Linked DNA regions of Homo sapiens: region 2 is linked to region 1. Evidence: chromatin loops called from intact Hi-C (ENCODE). Cell type or tissue: PC-3. All regions are shown on one strand.

Evidence for each region. Hi-C counts contacts between places; a loop is a spot of excess contacts. Peaks named below come from ENCODE experiments on the same cell type or tissue, not always from the same donor. Only the 100,000 strongest peaks of a DNase experiment are listed, where the experiment ranks them.
Region 2: it touches region 1 in a loop (7-fold over the local background); 2 of 110 quality-filtered maps call a loop at or near these places.

Annotation. Positions count from the first base shown.
Region 1 is chr4:71,269,168-71,274,167 of GRCh38, forward strand. The region is part of intron 3 of SLC4A4 (solute carrier family 4 member 4); the gene reads left to right. Among named protein-coding and RNA genes, the nearest start is that of SLC4A4, 84 kb to the left of the region's middle. In PC-3, a CTCF peak has its summit at 1,919; a DNase peak (open chromatin) is centred at 1,924.
Region 2 is chr4:71,605,602-71,610,601 of GRCh38, forward strand. No RefSeq gene overlaps it. Among named protein-coding and RNA genes, the nearest start is that of GC, 180 kb to the right of the region's middle. In PC-3, no CTCF peak of the experiment used is centred here; DNase peaks (open chromatin) are centred at 2,880 and 3,750; H3K4me3 peaks cover 2,025 bases; H3K27ac peaks cover 2,941 bases.

The DNA of each region.
Region 1 (5,000 bases):
GTGCAGTCAAATCTTGGAGGATTCCATTATTCATTTCTCCAAAGCTGGGTATATTCAAAATTAGAAAATTACAGCTATGAATAGTTGTTTTCCACTTGATTGGTCTAAAGTCAACTGAATTCTAGAGAAAACTCCTTTGAAAGTGTGTTGCCTTGGAAATGGATGATCGTAGCAGTATAATAGCTTTTACCGTATTTGAAATTCCAGCAGTTTAGGTGACAGTTGTGTCTTTCTGAAGGGTGTGGGCAGATTCTGAACGGGCTTTTCCCGTTGCTCATCAGCTTGGCCATGGCTGCTCTTATTACAGCAGTCACTCATTTTCACAGATGTCTTTAAAAATTTTTTTTTGTTTTTCTTTTCTGAGTTCAGAACATGTAGAAGTAACTTCTTTTTGGCATATTGCATTGCGTGTCTTTGCCTAGCAAGTAGTTGGTGTTAGGAAATGTGCATGGACTTAAGTGGGAACACATAACATTTGTCATGTACTATAGACTTAATAAAGGCTGTCATGTCCATGATTATGTTTAATCCTCGTAAGAACCTTGTGAGAAATATAATGCCAGTGTTATTTTTCCCATATTTTACAAATGAAGAAAGCAAAATTTGTTAAAAAACTATTATACAGTGGTTAAGACCATAGGTTTGGAATCGTAGTTTGTGTTTAGATCCCAGTATACTTTACTTACGAGCTTTTTGATGGTGGGCAAGTAATTTGACTGCTCTAAGTCTCCATTCTCGTGATCTGTGAGGTAAGATGATAAAGAAATATACCTCACCAGGTGGCTGTGAAGGTTACCTGAGTATAAAGCTTTCAAAGGGCACTGGCAAATAATACAGCTTAGTGTATATTAGTTATTATCATTAAGTAACTTAATCACATTCACACATTAGCAAGGAGAAGAGCTGGGACTTGAACCTATGACCTTTGGTTGTTTTTGAGATGAAGTCTCGCTCTTGTCCCCCAGGCAAGAGTGCAATGGCGCAATCTCGGCTCACTGCAACCTCTGCCTCCTGGGTTCAAGCGATTCTCTTGCCTCAGCCTCCCGAGTAACTGGGATTACAGGCACCTGCCACCATGCCTGGCTAATTTTTTTGTATTTTTAGTAGGGGCGGGGTTTCACCATGTTGGCCAGGCTGGTCTCGAACTCCTGACCTCAGGTGATCCGCCCGCCTCGGCCTCCCAAAGTGCTGGGATTACAGGCATGAGCCACCGTGCCCGGCAGAACCTGTGACTTTTAACTCCAGCTTCTACCTTGTTATTTTTCCAAAATACTAGGAATTTCCTTCTTTCTCTTCTCTATGGCAAGTGGCTGCTACATTAAGTTGTTAGTGAAGGGGATGGGTTTTGGAATAAAAGACTTGGGGATTCTGTGAGAACATTTGACCTCCTGGAATAAATCAGCAAATTACTTAAAAATGTAGAAACACACTCCTTATTATTAAGAGCTACTTGGTTCTAACCCAAACTGAACTTAAAAACATCCCCTACTCTGACTCACATTATTAGTATATGAATACTTTTGGATGTACCAGTTATGTGATGTATCCACTGTCCTTAGTAGGGGATTAAGGATAGATGTTGGGTTCCCACATTATAAGCCCCCTTGCTCCCCTCAACCTTTCCTTGCATGGACCTGGTGAGAGTGAGGGGTGGAGCTCATAGGCTCATTGGGGAACAAACCATGGTCTCATCTGCACTGTCTTCTAAGCAAATCAGTTAGATTAAAAGCAAAAGAACAAATTAGCTTGAGATACTTACTGAATTTGGATTGCCCCTTGAAGTGTTTACATTTATTTCCATCCTGCCTCTTCTCTTCCAGGGATCCCTGCTATAGCTTTTTGGACAGCCTAGGTAAGCATGGTGGCTGCTGTGGGTGCCCACCACTACACATCTTTCACGTTTGCCTGCAGGGGTCCTCAGTGCTGCACCATAGATTATGTCTATGTGGACACCTTCACTTGTTTAAATGTTCACTTCTCTGATTATAAAAATAATAATACCTGACCTTTACATAGTGCTTGACAGGTTACAAAGCATACTTGTATACATAAATGATTCTGAGGGATATTTAGAGGTTATTATTTCTGCTTTACATGAGAAAATATAGATCTGAAAGGTGAAATGAATTACCTCCAGAGAGGGGACAAGTATGAGAAGTAGTTAGGACTTGAACATTCCAAATCTGGTGCTCTTTTTACAGTACCTACAGTGATATCTTCTCCCAGAAATGAATTAATGTGTTGGCTAGTTAATAGCTTCTCACATTCTACAAAAGATTTGAGGGGTCTTGAAATAATAAAATATGGGTGGAAATAGAAACCAAACCAGGGAGAACACACAATATCCAGAACCACTAGGATTAATATTGTTCCTACAGTTGAATTTAATTTGTCTTTGAGCTTCCTGGCAGCCAAGATAAAAAGAGGCACAATCAGTTACATATTTCTTATTAGAAAAGGAAAAACATGCTACAGAGAAGTGGAGATTTTACTAGGATTGTATTCAAAATAATTGTTTTGCTTGAGGCCATAGATAAGGAGCAATAAGAATAAATGAAGATAATGCTCTCAACAAAAATTTGTAGCTACTCAATAACATAAAAATGCATTGCAAGGGGGCTAACATTTGCTGGGTGCCTATTATGTGTCTGGCACTCTACTAGTGCATATTTTATTTTATTCTGCATATTTTATTTTATTTAACCCTCATGAACATTTAATGATCACAACTATCTTTTAAAGGTATCATTGTGACCATTTAATGATAAGGAAACTCATCCTCAAATAATTTAAACTATTTCTTCAAGGTCACGTAGCTAGTAAGGAGTAAGCCAGCAATTGAGATCCAGACCTTGTCTGATTCTACAGCCTGTGTCCTCACCATTCTATTCATGCTGCCTATAATGTGTTAGAGACATAAATTAACTAAATGCAAGTATATATAATCTTCTAGTGTTTCTACTTTATCCAAGGATATGTTTTACAGGACCCAGATTATAGGTTGGTCTTCTGTAAACATCATTTCTCTCATCTAGGCTTCAGTAGGAGGTGAGTTGTAGAAAAGCTCATGTAGTGGTGCTGCTTGAGAGTGTTTCCCCAGAGTGTTAACTGTGGCTATGTGTTGTTGTTATTGAATATTAAGCACTTTATACACTACCTTCTTTAGTCTTCCCAGAAGCCCAATAAGGAAGGTACTTATTTCCATTTTGTAGATAAGGAAAGTGAGGCTCATGGAGGTTAAATGACTGAAAGACATACAGGTTCTCAGTGGCGGGATTCAGACACAGATCTTCCTGGCTCTAATTAGCATGTGCTTTACCATTGTACTAGAGGGCGTCATGTTAAGCAAGTGGTAAAGTTGTTAATCTCTTGAAAAAATGGATCTGGACTCTTGTTTGGAAGAAAGACCATCTTGCCTCAGCACTGAGATGACTGCAGGAGGACCTAGAGACAAGTTTGAATTTTCCTAAAAAGGCAGTTGGGTCAGCCTCGGCATGTGGTCGAGCTTTATGTGCACAGTTCCACATCATAACGCATGAAGGATATGACTTTGACATGAAAAGTGTTCAAAGATGCTGTTCCTGATGATTTTTCACAACTACAAGAAAACCTTAAAAATATTTCAGTGGATTTTATTTTATGGGGTCTCTGAGGAACCTACTAAGGTGAATTAAGTACTAGATATAGCAATGTCACAAATTGATTTGAACAAATTTAATTTTGGGAAATGCAGCCAAAATAATAATTTTAGTTTAGAATGGTTAATTTAGAATGGTTCTTTTTGACAGTCATTAAATACCAGAATAAATTATGTGAAAGATGTCACTCCAATTTTGTGATTGTTCTCATAATAATAACTGCCACGTCTACCATCACTACAATAAGAATAGGTAATGCTCACTGAGTTTTGTTCTGAATGCTTGATAAGAAATAGCTTAGTTAAGCCTCATAACAACCCTATGAGGTAGATATAATTATTAACTCCATTTTATAGATGAAATGTAGAGAAGTGAGTAATGCACCCAAGGGCATTCAGCAGGTAAATGGCTGGCTCACTGCACTAGTCTGTCTCTACATATATAGTGGATCAGATAAAGATATACATGCCCCTCTTCTTCACTGTGGGGGAGCATGAAACCAGTTCATATGCAAGTACTTTTAAATCATTAAAAGCAGAACTTAAAAATAATTGGGGCAGGAATTCAGAAGAAGCATAATATTGCTTGCTTAGTTATGAGGAGACCATTCCCGACCACCCTAATTCTTGCAGTGGGAGAAATGTAAAAAGACTGGATGTCTCTATTGAGCTCCTGTAGTTTGGTTCATAGTTGGTTTCAGTCCCCAGGGCCAAAAGCTAGTTAAAGTTTGGAAAAGGTCAGTCTCATGACATTGTTCTTGATACGTTTCCTCACAAGGTAATGCATAGTGTTTGTATTACTGATAGTAGGGTGGTTTTGGGTAAAGCCGACTTGCTCCTTAAACTGAATATTAGACTGAGGATTCTAGAATTCTTTTTTTTTTTTTTTTACAAAACAAAAAATTGGCATAAAGTTTTGAAAGCATAGATAAGTAGTTGAGAAGTAGCTCTGAGAAGCATATGTGTCAAGCGTTGCATGCTGGAATCAGATTGACCTGGTTCAGATGCATGCCCTTGAACCAGTTAACTAACTTCTTTAAGTCTCAGTTTCTTTATCTGAAAAATGGTGGTAATACTGTCTGACTCATGGAACTGTTGTGATGATTAAATGAGATAATCAATATAAAGTGCTTAGCCTAATGACTGACATATAAACTTAAAGTAAATACAGTTGAAACTTGAACAACATGGGAGTTAGGGGCACTGACCTAACACCGTCAAATCTGTGTGTAACTGTTGACTCCTCAGAACTTAACTACTAATAGCCTACTGTTGACCAATAGCATAAACAGTTAATGAACACATTTTATATGTGTATTATATACTGTATTCATATAATAAAGTTAGAGAAAATAAAATGTTA
Region 2 (5,000 bases), 340 kb after region 1:
GAGAACTCAGCTGACACACACATGGGATTTTATTGTTGGTTTCTTTTTTTAGAAGAAGAATCTCAATCTTCAGAAACTGTGGATATAAAGTACAAAGAACCTTTTTTTCTGAATCTATTCTTAAGTTGCTGATATTATGCTTCATCATCCCTGAATACTTGAATGTGCATTTCCTATAAAAAAGGACATAACCACAATACAACACTCACAATCAGGAAATTAACATTGATACCTTACTACCATCTCGTCCTCAGCCCATGTGTAAATAACATCCTTTGTATCTAAAGAATGCAGTTCAAAATCGCAGCTTGCATTTAGTTGTCATGTGTGTAGTCTCCTTCAATAGGGAACAGTTACTTCTTCAGTCTCTTCTTAACTAACACTCTGACACTTGAAGATTACAGGTCAATTATTTTAGAGACTATCTCTTTGGGTTTGTCTAACATTTCCTTATCTTTAGTTTCAGGTAATGCATCTTTGGCATAAATATTTTTAAAATGATACTGTGTTCTGTTCTTTGTATTTTATCAGGTGGACCTGATAAAATACATCTTGTCTTATCACTGGTGTTTAATCCTTGAATGAGGTGGCATCTGCCAAGGTTGTTCACTGTGAGGTGACTCTTTTTCCCTTTGCAGTTAATAAGCATTTTTTGCAGGGGCAAGTATATGAGACTATGTAAAATCCTCTTTCTCAGCATAGTTTCAATCTGTTTGCTTGTTTGCTTATATTAATATAGACTCATGATTTCCTGTTTTATTTAATGCGTTATTGTCTGCCACTTTGTATTCATTTTGACCTCCAAATTATCCCTGATTTGCCTAGTGGAAGCCCCTTCAACCTGACTTTTTTTTTTTTTCTACAAGTCTCTATGATTCTTTGAGCACTTCCTCACTTTTAGACACCACAAGTTGTTCTAGGCTCACACTGTAGTTTTCTCCCCCAGCCTGGAATCAGCTACTTCTTCACAAAATCCCTAGCTCTCAATGGATAAAGGTCTTTAGAAGTCAAGATCAAGGTGCTAGCTGTGCTTCCTGCCTTTCATTTTATCTCATGCCCTCTCATTATATACACACAGGCACACACCTCTATTTATTTCTATATCTAACATATATTTTGAAAGACCTGAGTTTACACTAATGCCTCCAATGCCAGACAAAACCATAAAGTTCCATATTTGCAGTTCATTCATGAGCAATCTGCACACATTACCCTTAAGGTACTTATTTGTTGATCAATCTACGAGTAAGGAACTCATTCCCATTGTGTCCGGAGTTGGTTCCTTCCAGTGGGTTCATGGTCTTGCTGACTTCAAGAATGAAGCTGCAGACCTTCACAGTGAGTGTTACAGCTCTTAAGGATGGCACAGACCCAAAGAGTGAGCAGTAGCAAGGTTTATTGTGAAGAGTGGAAGAACAAAGCTTCCACAGCTTGGAAGAGGACCCCAGCGGGTTGCTGCTGCTGGCTGGGGTGGCCAGCTTTTATTCCCTTATTTGTCCCCTCCCATGTTCTGTTTTTGTCCTATCAGAGTGCCCTTTTTTCAATACTCCCTGTGATTGGCTACTTTTAGGATCCTGCTGATTGATGCGTTTTACAGAGTGCTGATTGGTCCATTTTACAGAGCACTGATTGGTGCATTTTACAGAGTGCTGATTGGTGCATCTTACAATACTCTTCCTAGCTACAGAGTGCTGATTGGTGCGTTTTTACAACACGCTGATTGGTACATTTTACAACACGCTGATTGGTGCATTTTATGATCCCCTTGCTAGCTACAGAGTGCTGATTGCTGTGTTTTACAATCCTCTTGTAATACAGAAAAGTTCTCCAAGTCCCCATTCGATGCATGAAGTCCACTGGCTTCACCTCTCACCATTGCTGATCCTATTTCTTTCCTCATGGGGACATCCTCGTCACTCCATTCAGGTTTTACATCCTCATTCCTGGCTACTGCCACATCACGGCACCCATGCAGGCACTCTCTTTACTCCCATTAGGCTCTTACACCCCACATTTGGCCACTATCCCAGAAAGAAACCCTCCTCACCACAACTGGTCTTGACACTCTACACTGGATCACCCCCCATACCCAGACATCCTCCTTACCTGACCTGGACACCCAGTTCTTTTTATCATGCCATCCCTCCTACACAGACACCCTCCTCATGCTGCTTGGGCTTTGACTCCCTGTGTTGGGCTCACCCCTTCAGGGGTGTCTTCCTTACCCTGCTTGGCTTTGAGATCCTGCACCTGGGCTATGCCTCTATAGATGTGCTCAGGTTCCAACACCTGCTGCCAGGCTGCCTGCTCACATGGATGTTTTCCTTATCCTACTGAAGCACTGTCAGGCCACCTTGGGCTGCCTCCTTTGGTGGACGCTCTCATTACCCTTAGCTTGCTCTCAATTCTCACTCTTGACCACTGTGGCTCTCCCAGGCTGAGATGGACACATGCTCAACTACACCTGGTTGGCTAGGACTGAAGTGTCCAGGAAAGGAAGTGAAGAAAAGAGGAAGAGAGCTGTTGGTTTATTTTAAATGAGGAACTCCTAACTTTTGTCTTTTATCATCTGTGTGTTTCAATAAGTCTGACACTTTTGTTTCTCTTTGGCAGAATTGTATATACCTAGCATTTTAAGTCATAGAAAGCTACCTGGATTTTTTTTTTTAGACCAAATCCACCATTGGTTTTCCCTTGTCCAGATTAGATTTAATGCAAGCCTTTCCCAATTTGGTCCAAACCTAATTTTGTTGCCTCTTTTCTGTGTACTTTCTGCCAAGTAACTTAGGAATTCAGCTCCTGTGAACTCTTTGCCTTAAACAAATATGTCATGCCCTTTCCCACATTTATGCATACCTTTTTCTTCCTGGAATGCCCTCATACCATTTTTCTGTTTGGAAACCTCTGACTCATTATTTAAAATTCAGATCAAGTGTCACTTCTCAGTGAAACCTTTTTCAACTCCCTCAGGGTGAGTAAGTTCTTTCTGTCTCTTAAGAGAGTGTTCAGAGCACTTGCTATTTAACTTCTATCATCGACCGTGTAAAATTAGGCAAATTGCTTACCTTTCCTGAGTTTCAGTTTCCTCAACTGTTAAGTGGAGATAATAATAGATAATAATCAATAAAGTTGTCCTTAAGGTGAATTGCAAATAATCAACATGCTAATAATTGCTATTTTTATGTTTATCTGATTATGTTAAAATTGTGTGTTCTAGGCTGATGTGGTGGCTTATGCTTGTAACCCTAGCACTTGGAAGGCTGAGGCTGGCAGATTGCTTGAGACCAGGTGTTGGAGACCAGCCTGGGTAACATACTGAGACCTCATTTCTAAAAAAAAAAAAAAAAATTGCTGGGCACACAGTGGCTCACGCCTGCAATCACAGCACTTTGGGAGGCCAAGGTGGGTACATCACCTGAGGTCAGGAGTTCGAGACCAGGCTGGTCAGCATGGTGAAACCCTGTCTCTACTAAAAATACAAAAATTAGTCAGGCCTGGTCGTGGGTGCCTGTGATCCCAGTTACTTGGGAGGCTAAGGCAAGAGAATCTCTTGAACCCGGGAGGCGGAGTTTGCAGTGAGCTGAGATCATGCCACTGCACGCCAGCCTGGGAGACAGAGTGAGACTGTCTCAAAAAAAAAAAACAAAAAAAAACCCTTTTCTTAGATATGGTTCCAGAAGTTAATTCAAAATCCACAATATGTGATGAACATTTTCTGAAGGAAATTATTCATTCTGTAAATATTTTTAAGCGCATACCATGTACCAGGCATATGTTATGCAATAATGTGACCAAAATAGAGATGCTCTTTGATTTCATGGAATTCACAGTCTAGTGAGAAATAATGAATTTAGCAAAGAATTATTCAAGTGAATAAATAAATATATGCAAACTGTGATAAATCTTAAGAAGGATAATAATTACAAGATCAGTGTGGTATCATAGAAAGAAATTTGGATTTTGTTCCTGGCACAGAGTTTCCAAAACTCTTGGAGTTTCGTGATTGATAACAATCATAGAAGCACCTTTTTTTCCAATGAAGCAACTCTCTTGCTGGGCCCCTAATATAGTTTCAGGATAGAGACTGGGGGCCAGAAAGACCAAACTTTGTCTAGAAGCTTGGAAATTTCAGCCCCACTCCCCAACCTTCAGGGAGTGCAGAAAGGTTGGACTCTGTCCTAATCAACAATGGCTGATGATTTAATCAATTATGTGTATGTAATAAAACCTCCTTAAATAAAACATAAACAATGGGGTTTGGAGAGCTTCCAGGCTGGTGAACATGCAGAGGTTCCTGGAGGGTGGTGTGCCCAGATGGGGCATGGAAGCTCTATTTTCTCTCCCATACCTTGCCCTGTGTATCTCTCCCATTGGTCTGTTCCTGAGTTTTACCCTTCATAATAAACCAGAAATAGTAAGTTAAGTGCTTTCCTGAGTTCTATGAGTTGTAGTCAATGATCAGTTCTAAAAAGAGGGTTGTAGGAATCCCTAACTTTGTAGCTATGTTGGACAGAAGGGCGGGTGGCCTGGGGATTTCATACTTGGGATTGGCCTGTGAAGTAAGGGCAGTCTTGTGGGATTGAGCTCTTAAACCTGTGGAGTCTGATGTTAACTCTGGGGGTGTCAGAATTCAATTGAATTGAATTGTAGGAGACTCAGTTTGTTTCAGGAGGAAAAACAACCCCTCATTTTGGTGTCAGAAGTGTTATGAGTAAACATATGTTTATCACATCATTATTTGCAATAACAAAGTCTTGGAATCAGCCTAAGTGTCTATCAACAGATGATTTGATAAAGAAAATGGAATATATATACTCCATGGGATACTGCTCAGCCATGAAGAAGAATGAAATAATGTCTTTCGCAGCAACATGGATGGAACTAAAGGCCATTATTAAGTGAAATGATGCAGAAACAAAAAGTCAAAGACCACATGTTGCCACTTAAAAGTGGAACTAAACAATGGGTACACATGTACACACCAAGTGGAATAATAGACA